Linked DNA regions of Mus musculus: region 2 is linked to region 1. A link is a loop called in an ENCODE intact Hi-C map of the cell type or tissue named here. Cell type or tissue: left cerebral cortex. All regions are shown on one strand. Links, peaks and the distances in the headings refer to the core of each region. The heading gives the core; the rest is flanking DNA.

Region 1 (9,290 bases), core at 2,310-7,309:
GGTCTTCACTTTGTAGAGAGAAACGTGCCAAAGAGCTTCTCGTGGTGTTTGCACTGATTCTTGCCTCTTCTGCTGACTTTATCAGAGCCTTGCAGGTTCTGCTGCATCGAGCCGCCACTTCTGATTTGTGCTTGGTGTTTGCTATTGGACGGGACTGCTGGTATCCAGACAGCTGGGAATGGAATCACCCCAAAGAACTACTTCTAAACAGGCCCACAAACCCCCTTTTCTATTAACTTTCTTTCTCCCCTACCTTTGGTGTGGGCTAGAAGGTTGAAGCATTTAAGAACCCTAAATAAATAAGGTAAGCTTTGAAAAATCTAAGCCTACACAAGAAGAGTAGTTTAGTTTGTTTTGTTTTGGCTTGGTTTGTTTTGAGACAGGGTTTCTCCATGTGGCCCTGGCTTTCCTGGAACTCACTCTGCAGACCAGGCTGATTTCAAACTCAGATCCACCCGCCTCTGCCCCGAGTGTTGGGATTAATGGTATGCACCACCGCTACCCAACTATATTTTATTTTTCAATTACTGTGTGTGTGTGTGCATGCCTATGTGGTGCATACATGTATATACAGGTATATTTACCTGGGCATGTGCTCACATGTAGAGGTCAGAGTCAATGTTAAACAATGTTTCTTATCTCTCTCCATTGTTTTGAGACAGGATCTCTCTCTGACCCTAGAGTTCACCATTTTAGCTCAGTCCTCTGGTTAGTCTAATCTAGCTACTTAGCTCCATCCCCCAACATATGGCACCCATATGTACTAGAGACGTGAACCCAGGTCCTCATATTGCATGGCAAGAACTTTCCCCAGTGAGCCATCTCTCCAGCCCTAGTTTAGAAGCCTTTCAAGATGATTGTGGATGCCCTTTGTGGGCCAAAGCTCACCAAGAGTGGCTCTTAGACATTAGCTGTAACATAGAGTCTGCTAGAATGTGTTTTCCAAACAGTTACATTAAAATCTGTTTGTCAACTTCACACTTTACATGGATCTTTGCCTGTTTGTGATTTCCAAACTTCACATATTGATCATTTGGAAAATATTGGTTCACTAAGTTGTGTAGACCTTCCAAATGTTGACACATTTCATTGCAGAATATTTTCTTTAAAAATTCCTTGATATCACAACCTATCACAAAGTATTGGGAAGCTGTCGGCCTCACGGTAGCAAATATAAAGTAATTTGCCCTTGAAATATTGAGTTTTGTAGTTGGCAAAGTTGTTGTCAGATATTTTCTTTGGAGTATTGGCTCATTGAATTTATTTTCAAGATGGTAGCTGCCAAAATAAATATCCAACTCAGACTAACTATACTTTGTCTCTCCAGTAAACCAAGATTCCATAAAAGAACAAAATGTCTGGCTTAGCCCACCATCCAACAGACCATATGAGCCTCTCGTTTCTCAGAAGACAATTGTGACAGCCTTGTAGGCAGCAGAACTGATGGGTGTGGGCTGGGGACATCGCTCCACTGGAAGAGCATTTGCTTACCATGCGTCAAGCCCTGGATTTGATTCTGGGCACCTCATAGATCAGGTGTCTTAGTGAGGGTTTCTATCGCCATTGACGAAACACCACGAGCAAGGGTACTTATAAAAGAAATTTTAGAATTGGGCTTTCTGTTTCAGAGGGCTGGAGTCCATGATGGTGGAGCAAAGGGGTGGCAGGAACAGCTGAGAACTCACATCCAATCAGTACACAAGAAACAGAGCAAGCACTGGGGATGACATGGGTTTGAATCCCTAAAATCTGCTCAGTGACACACCCTCCTGCAAAGGCCGCCCCTCTGAACCATTCCCTAATAGTCCCACCAAATGGGGACAAATTATTCAAATCTATGATCGTGTGCAGGCCATTTTCATTCAAAGTACTCCACAGGACATACAATCCAAGCATCCCTGGAGTCAGGGGGAACCAAGAGTTCTAGGTCATCCTTGGTTACATAGCAAGTTTGAGGCCAACCTGGACTACTTGACTTTCAATCAATATCTCTCTGTGTCTCTGTGTCTCTGTTTCTGTCTCTGTCTCTCTCTGTCACATCACACACACACTGAATTGATGCTTTTCTGCCACGTTGCCACAATGGGTCAAAATATTTAACAACCATTTAACTGAGAGTCAAATGTGGAAGAGGAGGGGATTTGAGACAGGGTTTCTCTGTGTAGCCCTGGCTGTACTGAAACTCACTCTGTAGACCAGGCTTGCCGTGAACTCACAGAGATCTGCCTGCCCCTGCCCCTGCCCCTGCCCCTGCAAGTGCTGGGATTAAAGGTGTGCAGCATCTCAGCCAGGGATGGTCAGTTTTTAAAATTGGATTCTTTGCACTGCTTCAGTGGGACATCTTTAAGTAAACTGGGCTGGTGGTGGAACCCCTGCCAGTGATCACCAACTGGTGGCACCAGCTGAGTTCCCCACCCTTTGTATCTTCACACAATATACAGGGGACTGGGGGAAATAATGTCTTTGGTGTTTTACAAAAACCATTCCTGACTTTTCAGGTAACCGGAAGAAAACGCCTCCCAGCATTCTGTAAGCAGCTATTTGACACTTTTGTAACTAAGTATCATTTCATGATTTCTGGGTTCTCATTCTTCCTTGAACCTGTTGTCAGTGTGTGTGTGTGTGTGTGTGTGTGTGTGTGTGCCATATCACCTGTGTGGCGGTCAAAGGACAACTTGTAGAGAGCACGTTCCCTCCTTCTACCATGTGGGCCCCAGGGCTTGACGTCACTTGTGAGCCATGGCAACAAGTTCCTGCATCTGCTGAGCCCTTTCCTGGCCCATGAGGTTACTTTCTGGCTGAGAGTGGAAGATCTGAAATGATACAAATCTCATCCTTCCACCTCAGGCTGACCCACCCTCAGCCCCTTCACTTCCTAGCTCGAGCAGCCCACAGAGCTTCTGACCACCCTCGGATCCCTCTCCCACTGTTCCCACCAAAGAATTCCGGGGAGAGTTTTTATGCATGCATCCTCACGCACTCCTGATCATCATTCCGGCCCCCACTCCCTCAGTGCCACCACAGAACCTCCAAGGGAAAGCCACATCTTTCAGGGCTCTTGTTCGTTTGATCAGGACACCGATTCTAAAACAATCAGATTTGCACACCTGGAAGCATGTAGGCCAAGCTGTGCTACCAACCCCACAGTATAAGACTCCTTCCTGGCCCATGACCTGTCCAGTGCATCCAGAGGGACAGACACTCATTTGACACCCTAGCTACTCGAGGCTCCACCCAAATACCAGGTTTTATAGATGCAAGCTGAATAGCCATAGAAACTGGGCAGTGACTCTGAAAGCTGCTGTCCCAAAGGGGCATTGGACACCTCTGATCATATTTCATTGGTCAGTGCAGGTCACGTGAGTAGAGATGTGGGCTGCTTCTGTGGGTCAAGGTAAAAGAGGAAAAAAAAATTCAGTATGTTATTGAGCATTGGAAATGGGGGCATTTCTATGCCATGGCCCGCTTGTGGAGGTCAGAGAACCACTTGCAGGAGTCAGTTCGTTCTGTTCACCATGCTGGGGCTTAAACCCGGGTCATTAGGCAGCAAGCACTTTTGACTGATGAGCCATCTCTCCAGCCCTGGACAGCTATTACTGGGAAAATGTTTCTGACCAAACATACTTAAGAAAGAAAGGGCTATTTGGCGGGGGGGGGGGGGGGGGGGGGGGCTCACAGTTCCAGGGGGACACAGTTCCAGGGAGCACAGTCCGTTGTGACAGGGGGCATGGCGGGGGGGGGGGGCGCGGGGGGGAGGTGCCGCTGATCACGTGGCTCCCACACTCAGAAAACAGAACAATGAAGGCAGGTGCCCAGCTTATTCTGTTCGTTTTTTCAGCCCATAGAATGGTGATGCCACCGTTGGGGTGGGATTCCCTCCTGGATTAGCCCAATTAAGATAATTCCCCTGAGATATGCCAGGAGACTCGTTTCTGTGGTAATTCTAAATTCCATCAAGGTGACAATCAAGAGTAACCTTCACAAACAGGGTCTTAGCACAAGCTAGCCTTGAAGTTACTCTGTAGCTGTCCTGGGGAGGGAAGGATTTATTTCTCCTTACAACACTCCATTACAGAGGGAAGTCAGGGCTAGAAGTGGAGGCAGGAACTGAACCAGAAGCCATGAAGGAGTGCAGCTTACTGGCTTGCTCCCCAAGACTCACTCAGCTTGCTTTCTCCTATAACCCAGGACCACTTTCTCAGGAGTGGCACTGCTCACAGTGGGCTGGACACTCCCACATCAGTCAGCAATTTTTTAAAAATGTCCCACAGACACGCCCCCCAGGCCAATCCAATGAAGGCAATTCCTCAATTGAGGTTCCCTCTTCCCAAATGACCCTAATTTGTGTCAAACTGACACAAAACAAAAAAACAAACCAACAAACCAACAGCCTGACTAGCAGAGTAACCAAGGATGGCTGTCTTAATTGGGGTTTCCGTTGCTGTGATGAAACATCATGACCAAAACTCAACATGGGAAGGAATGCAGAGGCCATGGAGGGGTGCTGCTTACTGGTTTGCTCCCCATGGCTTGCTCAGTCTGCTTTCATATATATATATTTCATATATATTTATTTTATGTATATGAGTACATTGTAGCTGTCTTCAGACACACCTGAAGAAGGCATCAGATTTCATTACAGATGGTTGTGAGCCACCATGTGGTTGCTGGGAATTGAACTTGGGAACTTTGGAAGAGTAGTCAGTGCTCTTAAACACTGAGCCATCTTTCCAGCCCCAGCCTACTTTCTTATAGAACCCAGGATCACTATCCCTGGGAAGGTATTACCCACCATGGGCTGGGCCCTCCCCCATCAATTACTAATAAACTGCCTTACAGGCTTGCCTACAGCCAGACTTCATGGAGTTGTTTTCTTAATTGAGGTTTCTGCCTCTCAAATGGCTTTAGCTTGTGTCAAATTGGCATAAAACTATCCAGCACGATGACCTCAATTTTCTTATTCTCCTGCCTCCACCTTGGAGAGCTGAGATTATGAACACGGAACATCACATCCGAGCTCCATGCATGCGAGGCAGGCATCCTATCCACTGAGCTATGGATCCTTCTCCTGGTCCCCAAACAGAGATTTTTTTTTTACTCACTCTAACACTACCTAAAAGTTTTTAATATGTTCTTGTTATTTCTGCCCCCTTGTGATAGTCACTGATGACACATGACCATCGGATGGTGCTCAGCAAGCCTGAGCACTCAGCCAGCTTAGTCAGACTCTACATTCCCAGCACTGCTCCCACATACTGGCTCTGGGACCTTGAATGAGCCCCGCCCCCAGTGTGGCCTTCAGCATGTTCACTCGAGAAGATTCATGATGTGAAGTGGAAATTTCCAGAACAGTGGTTGGCTCATTCTCTTTCTTTTGGCTGGGCAGCATCTCTGCATCCTGGACCCGAGCCTGCGGCTGAGTCACAGTTGCTCTTAGCATCCTTCTTGGACTGCATGGGGTCAGAGCATTGTTTGTCTTTGTGTCTGAGCTCATTCCTGACATTGCAGACACAGATAGTGAGGGCTGCTGCTTCCCTTAGCCTATATTTCCTGTCCTTCCTCCCCTCACTCCAGGGGCTTGTGGGAAAGACTTAAGAACACAAGTTGAAGGCCAGTGAGGGCAATTTCCCAAGGCAGAGTCCAGGATCCCTATGCAGCCCCTCGTGCTCCCTTACCAGGGACCATCCATCCCACATCATGAGTCTTGAATTAATCATTCCTTTCCTGACCCTGGGAGCTCCTAAGGAGGAAGGTGGACATTTCCCACCTGTTCTTCTTGGCCCAGTCTGTCCCTTTACTTCTTACCCATCTTACCAACTGGGGCTTCGCAGCTGGGACTCACCCATCCTTGTGCCAGCTTTTCCTAACCTAGACAATCCACAAATGTTCACCCTTGTAATATTCTCTTCTCTTCTTCCAATGGTCTAAGGGGCCTCTCAGGCACCACAGCCTACCTCACTCCTTTCCTCAGGCTCTGCAGGTACACCCTCGGATTATATAGTGGTTAAGAACGTAAGTGCTGATGGTCCCTGTGGAATTCCCATCACATCTCCACCTCTCCCCCCAAAAGTCTCTTTGCCTCTGTATCTCCTCTCCCTCTACTTCTCCCTCCCCCGTGGGTGTCTGTGTGTGTGGGGGGGGTGCATCTGTGTGTGTCTGTGTCTGTGTATGTGTGTATCTGTGTGTCTGTGTGTGTGTGTAGATCAGAGGATAACAGTGGACATCAGTCCTCTACTTTGCTTAAGATAGGATCTCTTGTTCTCTGCTGTGCACACCAACGACTTTCTGGGAATTCTCTTGTCTCCACCTCCCATCTTGGAGTGTTGTGATTAAGAAGGTATTCTACCATGCCTGGCTGTACATGTCTTCTTGGGCTTCAAATGCAGGTCCTCACTCTTCAAATGACAAGATTTTTGCCCACTGAGCCATCCCCAGAGCCCACAAGTTGTTTTAACCACAGTGACCTGATTTTCCCATTCATAGAATACTGACAATTTCTTCCTCCAGAGGTAAGATATAACAACACACTGTGTGTGTGTGTGTGTGTGTGTGTGTGTGTGTGTGTGTGTGTGTGTGTGTGTGAGAGAGAGAGAGAGAGAGAGAGAGAGAGAGAGAGAGAGAGAGAGAGAGAGAGAGAGAGATGGGAGGGCTCTTCACTGAATCTCTGCATGTGGCCTGACTGTACTGAGCCTCTCTCGCCGCTGGGCTCTGAGCTAGTTAGTACTGGACCACAGAACCTAGAACTCCATGCATGCCCTCAAGGAGCCCTCTGTCAACAAGGGAGAGAAAGGGCAAGCTGATGTTTAGACACAGAGCTGTGTCCAGATTGCATGAGCAGGAGAGTCACACCTCCGTGAGGATAGGGACCCTCCTAGACAGTGCCACCAGTTGACGACTCAAATACTTGAGCCCCAGGGGGATTTTACATCCAAACCATAACAGCGCCATGTTTGGACCAGATAAGGATCTTCTCCTTCCGGGGTCTCACTCATCCTGTCTTCTCCATAACCCAGGATGTGAATGGAGCCATGAGCCTAGCTGTAAACTATGTTGCCTCCAGAGTGCCAGGAGGCCTAGCAAGGCCAAGCTTACTACAAGGACCTTGTGCCCGGAGCAACAGCCTGTCTTTTCTTTTGGAGGGAATATCTCAGAACACCTCTGTAGTGCCAAACCCCTCAAGCTTCACAGAAGTGTCTGGTCCCTGAACTTGTAGTCCTGGAGTGCACAGGTCTTACCTAGGCTTCAGGTCCTCCTGCCTCTGACCTGGCGTCCTCCATGGCCTGGAGGCCCGTGAGATGACAACTGCGTGCTGATCTGCTGGCTACATGGCAGTGGTGGGAGAGAGCTCTGAGTCCTGGGGCCGCATCCTGATTCACTGTGTCTTGCCATCTATATACGAGTAAGTGGCCAATAGCTTTATCTGCTCCTAACTGAGAGAGGAAGACCTTATTCACCGATCGATGCCTGGTACCTGGACCTGAGTCTTACTAATCTTCCCTATCAGTGACCCTGGAAGGTTTGTGGGGTCAGGGGAGTTCAAGATCGACAATGAGACAGATTATGGAGAGTGATGAGTTTATATTAACATGGTGGACAGACGGACCGTTCAGGCCCCAGTACTAGAGACAGACAGCAAGGTGGGGGTCTCTGAAGAGATGAATCACAGCCCCCATGGCAGGATGGGGGAGGGTTCACAGGAAGATCCAGACTCTCTGGTTCCCATGCAGGAGGCAGGGAAGGGAGGGAACAGGATCTGTGGCCAATACTACCTTTGATGACAGCTCACTTTCCAGGTGAGAGATGCAGGCCCTGGGCGGCTGATAGCTAGGCCCTGGCATTCATTCCCAGGGGGGTGCCTCTGGTGTCTGTGAGGAGGCGGCTACTGCCTGTCTTACAGAGAGCACACTGAGGTAGGTACCTCAATGGGTTACGGAGTACAAACTGGGGTCCGTACCTTGATGGGTGACACACACTGTCCTTAGAAGTCAAGAAGGTCCAGTCTCCTTCCACTGACACTGTGTTCCTGGGGTTGTTAGAGCCAGAGCCTGGGTCCTGGTAACAATTGAGGCTCGGCCGTCTGTCCCCAACAGTCCAGTTCAAGAGACAAGTAATGAAAAAAGGCAGAAAAGGAGCTGTGGTCAACGTGGCCACATTGGGAACAGGATCAGAGAGCAACAGTGGCCCTGCCCCTTCTCAAGATCATCTCCAGGGTCTGGCACCTGACGTAGGTTCAGTTTTAAATAGAAGGCAAGAGGTATGCAGAGTTAATTTGTCACAGTGAGGTCATGCTGCCCGTCGTCATCGTCGTTATCTGGGGTCCAGTCCCTCTGCAAGGTAGTCTGACGGCTGGAATCTCTTGTCTGGAGACAAGTTGCCCTCTGGCCAGCTGCAGGCTTTAGCCCTTTCCTTCTCCCATCATGAGCTTCTTGGGGAAATGCTTGGGGGAGCGTCATCTCAGTAGTCTAATAACCAAAAGCATAGCACCTCACCTAAAAGACCTGGAGCGGCTTGCTGGATTGTGAGCCAGGATGACTCCTTGCCTCTGGGCCTTCTTGCTTCCCTCCCTAACTTCTTAGCTGGGGTGTTTCTTGTCACTGTTTTTCTGGTGTGGAAAGGGCAGGTGGCACTGTTGGTTAAATATCCGCTTCACCGGAGGACCAAGCTTACATTTGCTCGTCATGCTTTGACTCCCACCCAGGCAAATTACTTGGGTGGTGTCTTACGGTTTTACTGTTGTGAACACCATGACCAAAGCAACTCTTTCCCCCCCCCCCCCCCCAAGACAGGGTTTCTCTGTGTAGCCCTGGCTGTCCTGGAACTCACTCTGTAGACCAGGCTGGCCTCAAACTCAGAAATCCTCCTGTCTCTGCCTCCAAAGTGCTGAGATTAAAGGCGTGCGCCACCACCGCCTGGCCCAAAGCAACTATTATGAGGACAGCATTTAATTAGGGCTGGCTTACAGGTTCAGAGGTTCAGTTCATTATCATCAAGGTGAGAGCATGGCAGTATCCAGGCAGGCATGGTACAGGAAAAGCTGAGAGTTCTAAGTCTTCATCTGAAGGCTGCTAGCAGAAAACTGACTTCCAGGCAGCTAGGATGAGGGTCTTAAAGCCCACACTCACAGTGACACATATACGCCAAGGCCACACCTCCAAATAGTGCCACCCCCTGGGCCAAACATATTCAAATCACTACAGGTGGTAAATTCAATTCTTTGTGTGGAATTGTGACTTAAATGTCTGACTGACTGTGGTGTGGTCATTCTCCAATGCTAACATTTCTGAGGAAAG
Region 2 (9,290 bases), core at 2,863-7,862, 54 kb before region 1:
CCCACCCATGCATTGATTAAATGGTGTACTTGCCCAGACTCTGAGAAAACCAGAGCAACACAAGGAGTCCTTCAGAAAATGGCAGCTCATGTCTTGCACACTCCACTTCTGGCTGTGAAACATTCTCCTTCCAGCCTCGGCTCACACTCTTCAGGCCCTAACTCAGGGACAGTTCTTGAGGCAGGGACAGCCCCTCTCGGCTAAGGATAAAGTATGTGTGCCTCATCAAAGTATGAAAGATTACTAAAATGAAGTAAGTCACGATACTCCCACGGGTGCTCATGGTCCCCTCATCCTCCATCTTCAGGCCTAGCTCCTCCCCTCTGTGTGTGTGTGTGTGTGTGTGTGTGTGTGTGTGTGTGTGTGTGTGTGTGTGTGCATGGGCATATGTCTAGTACTACCATATGGAAAGAAGTGTAAATGAGCTAAGTGGCCATTTGGACAGTTCATGACTAATGAGTAAAATAAAAACCAACTCAGAATCAAGGTTAAAGGTACACCTGTACTTGCATGTTCATGACAGCGGTGTTCACGCTGGCCGAGGTAAGAGATAGCTCTAATTCCATCAATGGATGAAGGGATAAAGAAAGGCAGTTCAATCTTGGTCAGAGGTTTTGTTGAGTTGTTTATTTGAAGGTGATTACTCTGGAATACTCATAACTGGCCAAGCTGTCAAGAACATGGCTGGAGAGATGGTTCAGCAGCTAGGAGGGAGCTCTTACAGTAGAGACCCTGGTTTGTTTCTGAGCACTCACATGTGGCAGTCCACAGTGGCCTTATGACTTTCTATAACTCAGACGACAAGGGATCTGATGCCCTTGTCTGGCTTCTTTGGGCAACTGTGCTCATGTGCATAGACAGACAGACAGACAGACACACACACACACACACACACACACACACACACACACACACACCTTCATACACATAATTAGGAAAAAAGGGAAGTCTTGGAGCTAGAACACTCACTCCTCTTGCAGAAGACCTGGGTTTGGTTCTCAGCACCCACATGACAGCTCACAAGTATCTAACTCCAGTTCCAGGAGATCCAAAGGCCTTCTTTTGGCCTCTGAGTACCAGGTATGCATGTGGTACATGTACATATGTGCAACTCATACACATAAAATAAAAACAAATCTCTTTAAAAGCGTAAATAAAATTCTTTAAATCTAAAAAACAAGCAAAAATTAAAAGCAAAAAAAATTCTGAGAATAAGTGACTATTGAATGTCAGCTCTTAATGGGACATCCATCTGACCCCTCTCCATGGCTTAGGGAATATCACAGAAGAGGGGGTGGGGAGAAGTGCCATGGTGGAATGCCTTCTGCTGGGCATCACATGACTATTGCAATCTTTTTAAAAAAAGATTTATTTATTTGTTTGTTTGTTTATTACATGTAAGTACACTGTAGCTGTCTTCAGACACTCCAGAAGAGGGAGTCAGATCTCATTACAGGTGGTTGTGAGCCACCATGTGGTTGCTGGGATTTGAACTTCGGACCTTCGGAAAAGCAATCGGGTACTCTTACCCACTGAGCCATCTCACCAGCCCGACTATTGCAATCTTGATTGACAACAATTGTCAATCATAAAGTTAGTCCTGTCTACATTCCATCATGAGAGAAGAGAAGCTTTAAGAACTGAATTCATAGAAACAGATACTAGTGACACCAAAGGCTGAGGGGCAGGAGGTGCTGAGGTTGGTCAGAGGAGAGTTAGTGGTTCAGGGAGAATGAATTAAAGAGGTTTATTGTACAGAAGGGTGGTAATAGCTGGTAGTGGCGACACACTCCTTTAGTCCCAGCACTCAGGAAACAGAGGCAGGTGGATCTCTGAGTTCAAGGCCAGCCTGGTCTACAGAGTGAGTTCCAGTTCAGCCAGGACTACACAGAGAAATCCTGTCATGAAACAGCCACAACCCCACAAACACACAAATGTGGCAATATATTGTGTGCTTGAAAATTGTAAGGTGGTAAATTTTTAGGTGTTCTTACCTGAAAACAACAAACAAACCAACCCCGTGAGACAAGGTATATGTTAAATGGATTGGTTTATCACTCACAATATACACATATACTGAGCAAGCATCACCTTGACTATCACACATACACACACACACACAAGCACTCACTGACACGCATGTTCACACACATGCACAAACACACACCTGATTTCAAGTTGTCCAGACTGGCCTTTAACTTGCTAAGTAGCTGAGGATGATCTTAAAGTTTCTGATTCTCGTGCTTCAACCTTCCAAGTGCTGGGACAAACAGACATGTGCTCAAAGAGCTGGTTTTGGTCAGTGCTGAGAATGGAACCCAAGGCTTCCTGCACGCCAGGCACTCTATCAACTGAGCTACACCCCCAGCTATGTGAGTATATGCATAGACATATATTATACATAGGTGTTTATGTGTACACATGCGTGTGGATGCATGTGTGAACACACAACTTTTTCTTGTCAGCTAGAAAATAAATAGAAGAAAAAGAAAGTGTGGGGTCTGTGATTGTGTTAGGTGGGGATATGCAGGTCAGTCATAGACACATGTGTGGGGTGTAGGGGTAGGTGAACCCAGAGATTTGTGTCTTTTTATACATTTTATGGTATAATTTGATTTTGGAGAACTCAGTGCATAGACTGCTAGGACTAGAAGTATAATGAAGGACTTAGAGATAGGTAAAGACAAGTCAAGCTGTCTCTCCAGAATGACAGGTACTGACATCTACCCCTACTGGGGAGTAGTTGGAAGGCAGGACCATTGGGGGAGCGAGCCCTCAGCACTCCAGGCTTATATGCTTTGGGGGAAGGTCTTTGGGAATCTGCTTCAGTCCAGCTGGTCTGACAGTGGTTTATTTTCATGACCAAAAGCCCAGGGTAGACAAGCAAGCCTCATGTTGGTCATGTTGGTTGATGGCTGGATCCCGATCACTGAGGATGCTTGGGAAATCCCCGTGAGAGAGCTGGGTGTTGGCTTTTCCTCTGAGACTCAGACACTCCCTGGTAACTATTGTTCCCAAGTGTGGTTTTTCAAAACCTTCTTTTCTGCAAATTCCACGGCTAGCCCAGACTGATTCTTCTGTCTAGGAATTTGAGGGGCTGCGAGCAGAACAGGGGTTTTATAGGAAGCAGGCATCAGAGGTACAGACTCTGGCAGGATTCACCCAGGCCTTGCACTTTCACAATTTCAAGCTCACACTTCATTAGTGGCTGCCCAGCCTCACCAGGTTGACTTTAACAAGCTGCCCCTCTGGTGCTCTGGATTTTTGTGACCGTTTTCCAGGCAGACTGCTGTTTGTCCTGAAGCTGGGATAAAGTTCCTGGTGGCCCCAAAGCAAGATCCAGTGCTGTCCCCTACAATACAAGGTGTTGACCTTCGTTTCTTTTCCCCTAGGAGGTGCCGCATGGATTTCTCTAGACCAGTGGCTCTCACTGTGGGCCGTGACCCTTGAGGTCAATTTGTAACAATGAAAAGACATCTTGCATATCAGATTATTACATTACAATTCATAACAGTAGCAAAATTACAGATGTGAGGTAGCCATGAAAATAATTTTATGCTTGGAGGTCACCACAACATAGGGAACTGTATTAAAGGGTCGGAGCATTAGGAAGGTTGAGAGCCGCTGGTCTAGAGCTTTGAAGTTCTGAGCAGCTTGTTGTCCAACCTACAGAATACCAGTGGAGGATGAGATTGGTGTTTTCATTTTTTAAGTGGGGAAACTGAGACACACAATCACATAGCCAGAAGGGGCAGAGTTGGGAATAGAGCTTAGTTTTTTCCTAGTCCAGTGCAGTCCCCTGAAACTTCCAGTAACCACCCCTGATGCAGAGCCCTGGGCCAGCTCGCTGGCCTGCTCCTGAGGCAGCACAGGGCCTCAGTTCCTCCTCACCCTCAGCCTCTCCACAGAGTCTTCTGTTCAGTTGGACAGAGTCTGAAGTTACTTCACTTTAAAGGGTAAGTGAGTGTCAGCCAGCCATCATTCCAGGCCAGATGGGCAGAGTTTAAGCCAGGCTCAAGGTCCTCCTCTAGCTCCACAGCTGGGGCCTTGGGCAAACCTCAGGCACTTTTGGGCCTTGTCTTCTTTGAAGTGAGGACAGTAATTCTGGTCTCCATAGAGACCCAGCACAGAGTGGCAGTGAGTATACACACAGCAGGAAGGGAGGGGGAGGGAGGGGAAGAGGGCAAGAAAAACAAAAGAACAAGGGATGGAGCTGTGGAGCGGGCAAGAAGGATTAGGATTCCCCCTCCCACAGTGAGAGATGTGGATGGAAGGGATGCAGGAGGAGCAGACAGGAGCGTCCCAGCACCCCAGCCCACCATTCTACATACCATTGGGTATGTAGTTGTTGGTAAAGTGCCTGCCTAGCATGCACAATCCCTGGCACCAGATAAACCAGGTGTATCGGTGCACACCTGTAATTGTCAAGTGTATCTGTGCACACCTGTAATTGTCAAGTGTATCTGTGCACACCTGTAGTTGCAGCACTAGGGGGATGGAGGCAGAGGATGGGAGTTCAAGGCCATCCTTGGCTATATCAAAAAGTTAAAAATAAAAGAGGATGTGTTTATTTGTTGTTTGTTTTTGTTTGTTTATGATTAGAACCTCACTACAAGCTGGCCAGAACTCTAAGTCCTCCTGAGTGCGGGAACCGCAGGAGTTCACCCCATGCCTGACTCCAGTAAGGTTTTCTTTTGCCTTTGGCAATGGTATTGGGGATTGAACCTATGGCCTCACACATGCGAGGCAAGTGCCTCTGGCCCTCAGTAGGGTCATTTTGAGGGAGATTACAAGTATGCACCACCATATGAGACTTAAATAGAGTCAGACAGCCAAGTAAATGATTTACCAGCTGATTAAAGGACTAGTGACAACAGCAAAGGGACCCACCTGAGACTCTGCCCTCAGGTGGCAATAATGACACACAGAGTCGGACTTGGTTTGTCTAAAGCCACAGGGCAAGTAGGAGGAAGTTTAGGTCTAGACCTCAACTCTGCATGTTCCAAGTCCACTGTCCTACTTCCCAGCAGACCTGCGTTTATCTCCCCAGATACAAGGCTGCCTGGTGTCCCTGTCCCATCCTGTCTTGGTCTCCAGAGAGCAGCTGTCTAGTCTTATACCACACACTTGCATGTCTTTGGATGATATCTTCCTCAGGTAACAATTCATGACCAAAACCTGAAGATATTATTTATGGAGTCACACAGCAGGCAGTTCAAGGGACGACCAGTGCGCCGGCCTTAGGGTGCTGCATCTTATTGTATAAGCATCAGGGAGAGTGCTGCAGTCCAGGAGGCTGTGACTCAGGAGTGTTGGAGGGACTCAGACCATGCGTCTCATAGGATTAATAAGAGAGCCACATCTCTTTTTGTCTCCTGGGTCAGGGCCACATCTCTGGCTAAGCATCTGGCGCTGACACTGATTTTGGTTAAGAACAGCCATTTCGGGGTCAATCCCCCTCCCCCACATACTTCCAAAAAAGTCCCATCAGGTCTGGGGCAACGTTGTGAGGAGTGTCTGAGGTACTTCCAGGACCTTGAGGAAGAAGTCTTTACCAAACAACACTCCTAGGACCCACCGCTCTGCACCCAGGAGAATGGTGGGCTGGGATGCTGAGGACGCTCCTGTCTGCTCCTCCTGCATCGCCTCCATCCACATCTCTCACTGTGGGACGAAGGACCCCAATACCCCTCCCCCTGCTCCACAGCTCCATCCCTTCCTCTTCTATTTTTCCCCTCTTCCCCTTCCCCTCCCTTCCTGCTGTGTCCTCACTGCCACTCTGCTCCTTGCTTCTTCCTCTGCCCAGACTTAATTCTGGCAAACCGCTTCTCCAACACGCTGCTCTTTCCTGAGTCGACCACATCCTCCAGGCCCGGCTTCTTCTCCTAGGCCTGTCTTGAATTTGCCCCTGCCTTTCTAGGCATGTGCTTTCTACTTGAAATAGGGGTCTCTGGGGACCTAGTTCGTGAACCCCAAACTCTGGATCTTCTCATGGAAATGCCTGTCTCAAGCAGGGCCCGTGCAAGGGTGGAGGGGAAAGTTTGGGGGAAGGATCCGGATTCCGAAGTGTATCAAATCTCCCTAGACAGGAGGAGGTGGGGTGACTTGAGGTTTGTGTTGGCAACATACAGAGATGGTGTGGGTGGGTCATGCATCTCTCTCCCCTTGCCTGGAGATTCTCAGGCAGCCAAGAACATGGGATGAACTACGTTCAGGCCATAGGGTCCCTGCTGTCTTGGTGAAGAGGGCGGGAGCAGCTAGAAGCTTCCAGACACTTCCTAATTGGTCTGAATGAGTTTTGGAAGCAGCCTCCACCCCAGCTCCCTCACTTCCTGTTATTAGCCCCAAGAAGGCCTGGGAGCCCTCAGTTGCCTCCTCTGCTCCAGAACGGTCAGGGCACCTGGGCTTGGGAGGCAGAGACTGTTCAGGCCTATGTGGAGCTGAAGGCCTCCTCTACCCAGCCTGGCCTTGCACTGTGATGCTTTGGTCCCCCGGGGGTCCCTACTCTGGAGTACAGCTGCTTTCAGCTTGAACTTGCTGCTCTCTGAAGGCTCCTCAACCCCAGAGCTACAAAAACCCTGCTTTTGGCTCTCTCCAGTTTCTTCCACTGTGGTTCAGAGGGCAGAATACCATCACTTGGACCCTCCCCAAATTCCATATGATCTTCCAACAGGACAGAAAGAGCTCTGTTCTCCGGGAAACCCTCTGTCTCAGGCATCTGCTGGGGACCCAGCCTGCACCAGTTCTATAAATGCTGGCTTTGTTCAGGGAAGCGACCTAGGGAAGGCTTCAGGGCAGAGAGGGTAATTGTTTTCCCTCCTGGGCTATGTGGGGCATGAGGCCAATAATGTTGCACCAAGCAGTGCAGCCCACCCAGACAGCCCAGAGTTCAAAGAGAGGCAGTATCTGAGCAGGCTAGGCTGAGGGCACACTATAAGCATATGCATCCTACAGGTAGGTCGTCAACCACTCCTTGGAGCTCTGAGACCTCTTTCCACATTTCAGGTCCTCTTCTCTTCCACCATCTCTTCTTCTTTCCTCTTGTCCCCATTGGTTCTCTGGACAAATGCGCTCACATCCCTTACTCCCTTGCCGCTGCATAAAATGTCTCTACCTCATCTACCCAAGATCCAAGCCATATGCTGCATCTTCCGTAAAGCCCATCCTATCTTCCAGCCAGAACAGAACAATCTTCCCATGTGTTTCTGATGACACATCTCGCAGCATTGTTAGAAGGAGTCGCAGGCTACCTGGCTTTGGAGTTTACTGTATGTATATCTGTTATGGCTGGGTATCTCTCTCCTTCCCACATCCAGCAAAATCCAGACACAATGTCCCTCTTGGGGAACACTCATGGTCTCGGTTTTATAACCATTTATTGAGTGTTTACTATGTGACTAGCAAAGTCCTAGGCACTCATATAGCCTCCTGTAAACCCCTTCAGGCCAAGCAGGGAAGGCCTGGAGGCTTCCACATGCCCTACCCTCCTCACTAAGACAGCAGGAACTCTCTGACCCAGAGAACCAGACAGAAGGCCCCACCCCATGCCATGCCCTTGGCTGCCTGAGAATCCCTCATGAGAGAGATGGGATCCCTCCTCACAACCCCATGGATCAGGCTCTAAGGCCCATTTTACCAATGAGGAAGCTAAGTCACAGAGATGTTAGGTAATCTGTTTGGAGTCACACAGCAAGTTGCAAAATGTGGTGTTATCCATGGATAGCCTGGATCCACGGACTGTGCCTTTTGCCCATTCTCAGTGTGATTGTGAAGATAAGGGTCTGCCTTCTAGATTTGAATCAGGACTTCATCTTCCCTAACTGCATGGGTTTGTCAGGGCCACCTAATGCTCAGGGACAGAGGTTCCCCCTGTGTGAAACAGGTAACCATGGTTTTGTGTGCGCCAGCATCAAAAACGAGTCTTCAGTGGTGCTGTGTACAAAAGAAGTCATAATCCAGAAAAGCTGAACTGGGGATGGAGGTAGCCATGCCTCAGTCTAACTGGGTGTTCTCGCCAAGGATACTTGGTCCATAATAACCTGATTGTACACCAGCCCTTGAACCCCACAAAGCCCCTCTCCACCTGTTTTTCTCAAACACATTTGGTTCTCTGCTCTTTTCTAGCAGGACTTTTGTTTATTTTGTCTGTGTGAAGCTCTGGGGTCTATCCAGCCCTTGGCAGCTGCAGCCCCTCCCCTAACCTCCTGCAGACTCATCCCCCCCCCCAATTCATCTCCAGCTACCCCACATCTGGCCTGCTTCTGCTGGAAACTTCGTCCCCCAGGGGAGCAAGGCAAGTGGCTGCTGCTGAGCCAGCCAGCAAATTCCCGAAGTGTGAGTGAGCAGGTTGGTTTTCATCAAAAGATTTGAAAGCTCAGGATGGCCAGACATTTCTCTTTAGAGTAATGACATTTGCAGGCTCCACAGCCTGGCTCCCAGCTCCTGTGCCCTGTAGCTCTGTGCCTTCCAAAATAGTCCCAGAATCCCTGAGATAGACACCAGGAGGCTTTCTCCCCCTTCCTAGAAACTTGGCTTGGGATCTAATCAGATGGGACAAAACCCAATTCTTATATACAAAGCATTTCTGGATGTGATGTGACTCCATTGCTAGAGTGTCTTGCTTAGTGTGCACAAAGCTCCAGGTTCAGTCTCTGGCACTGTAAAAACTGGACATGGTAAAAATGCATCTGTAACCTCAACACTTGGGAAGTAGAAGCAGAAGAGTCAGAAATTCAAGATCACACTGGTGACTACATAGTGAGTTCGAGATCAGCCTCCAAGAGAACCTCTTTCAAGCAACACCATCAAAAACAACTAGACATCCCAACCATGGAACTGTAGGGGATCGATATTCAAGGTACTGCTGTGAGACTCTGATGAGCCTTAACTTACCAAGGACCCCCAAGTGAACAACTCAGAGCCAGGGATCGATGCAAAAGCAAGAGGAATTTATTGTTCTAGTGCGTTGGGGTCATCCCACACCTGAAGGAGAGGTGGTGACCTCGGGCAGCCCGTTCAGCCAGTTTTTATACAGCTTTCAGGGGTAGAATAGAGCAACAGCCACTAAGCACAATGTGATTGGCAGAACAGTGTGACTTTTAAACTGGTCCTTAGGGAATGAGGTAGCAAGGGCTTTCCTTGTCTGGGAGCGGAGGGAGGGAAGGGAATGGTCGTCCATCCTGAGGAATGTGTCTACTGAGCTCTGGGCTTCCCTTATGTGCCAGTGGTTCTCCACTGTGGTCTGAGGAATGTAACTAGCCCCTCCCTTCTGGAGGGGAGGGGTGCCTATG

What was found. A loop is a pair of places that touch in the nucleus more often than their neighbours do. Peaks named below come from ENCODE experiments on the same cell type or tissue, not always from the same donor. Only the 100,000 strongest peaks of a DNase experiment are listed, where the experiment ranks them.
Region 2: it touches region 1 in a loop (2.1-fold over the local background); 6 of 42 quality-filtered maps call a loop at or near these places.

What each region holds. Positions count from the first base shown.
Region 1 is chr9:62,556,271-62,565,560 of GRCm38, reverse strand. No RefSeq gene overlaps it. Among named protein-coding and RNA genes, the nearest start is that of Gm39352, 20 kb to the right of the region's middle. In left cerebral cortex, for the core only: no CTCF peak of the experiment used is centred there; a DNase peak (open chromatin) is centred at 5,321.
Region 2 is chr9:62,610,707-62,619,996 of GRCm38, reverse strand. No RefSeq gene overlaps it. Among named protein-coding and RNA genes, the nearest start is that of Gm39353, 34 kb to the left of the region's middle. In left cerebral cortex, for the core only: no CTCF peak of the experiment used is centred there; no DNase peak of the experiment used is centred there.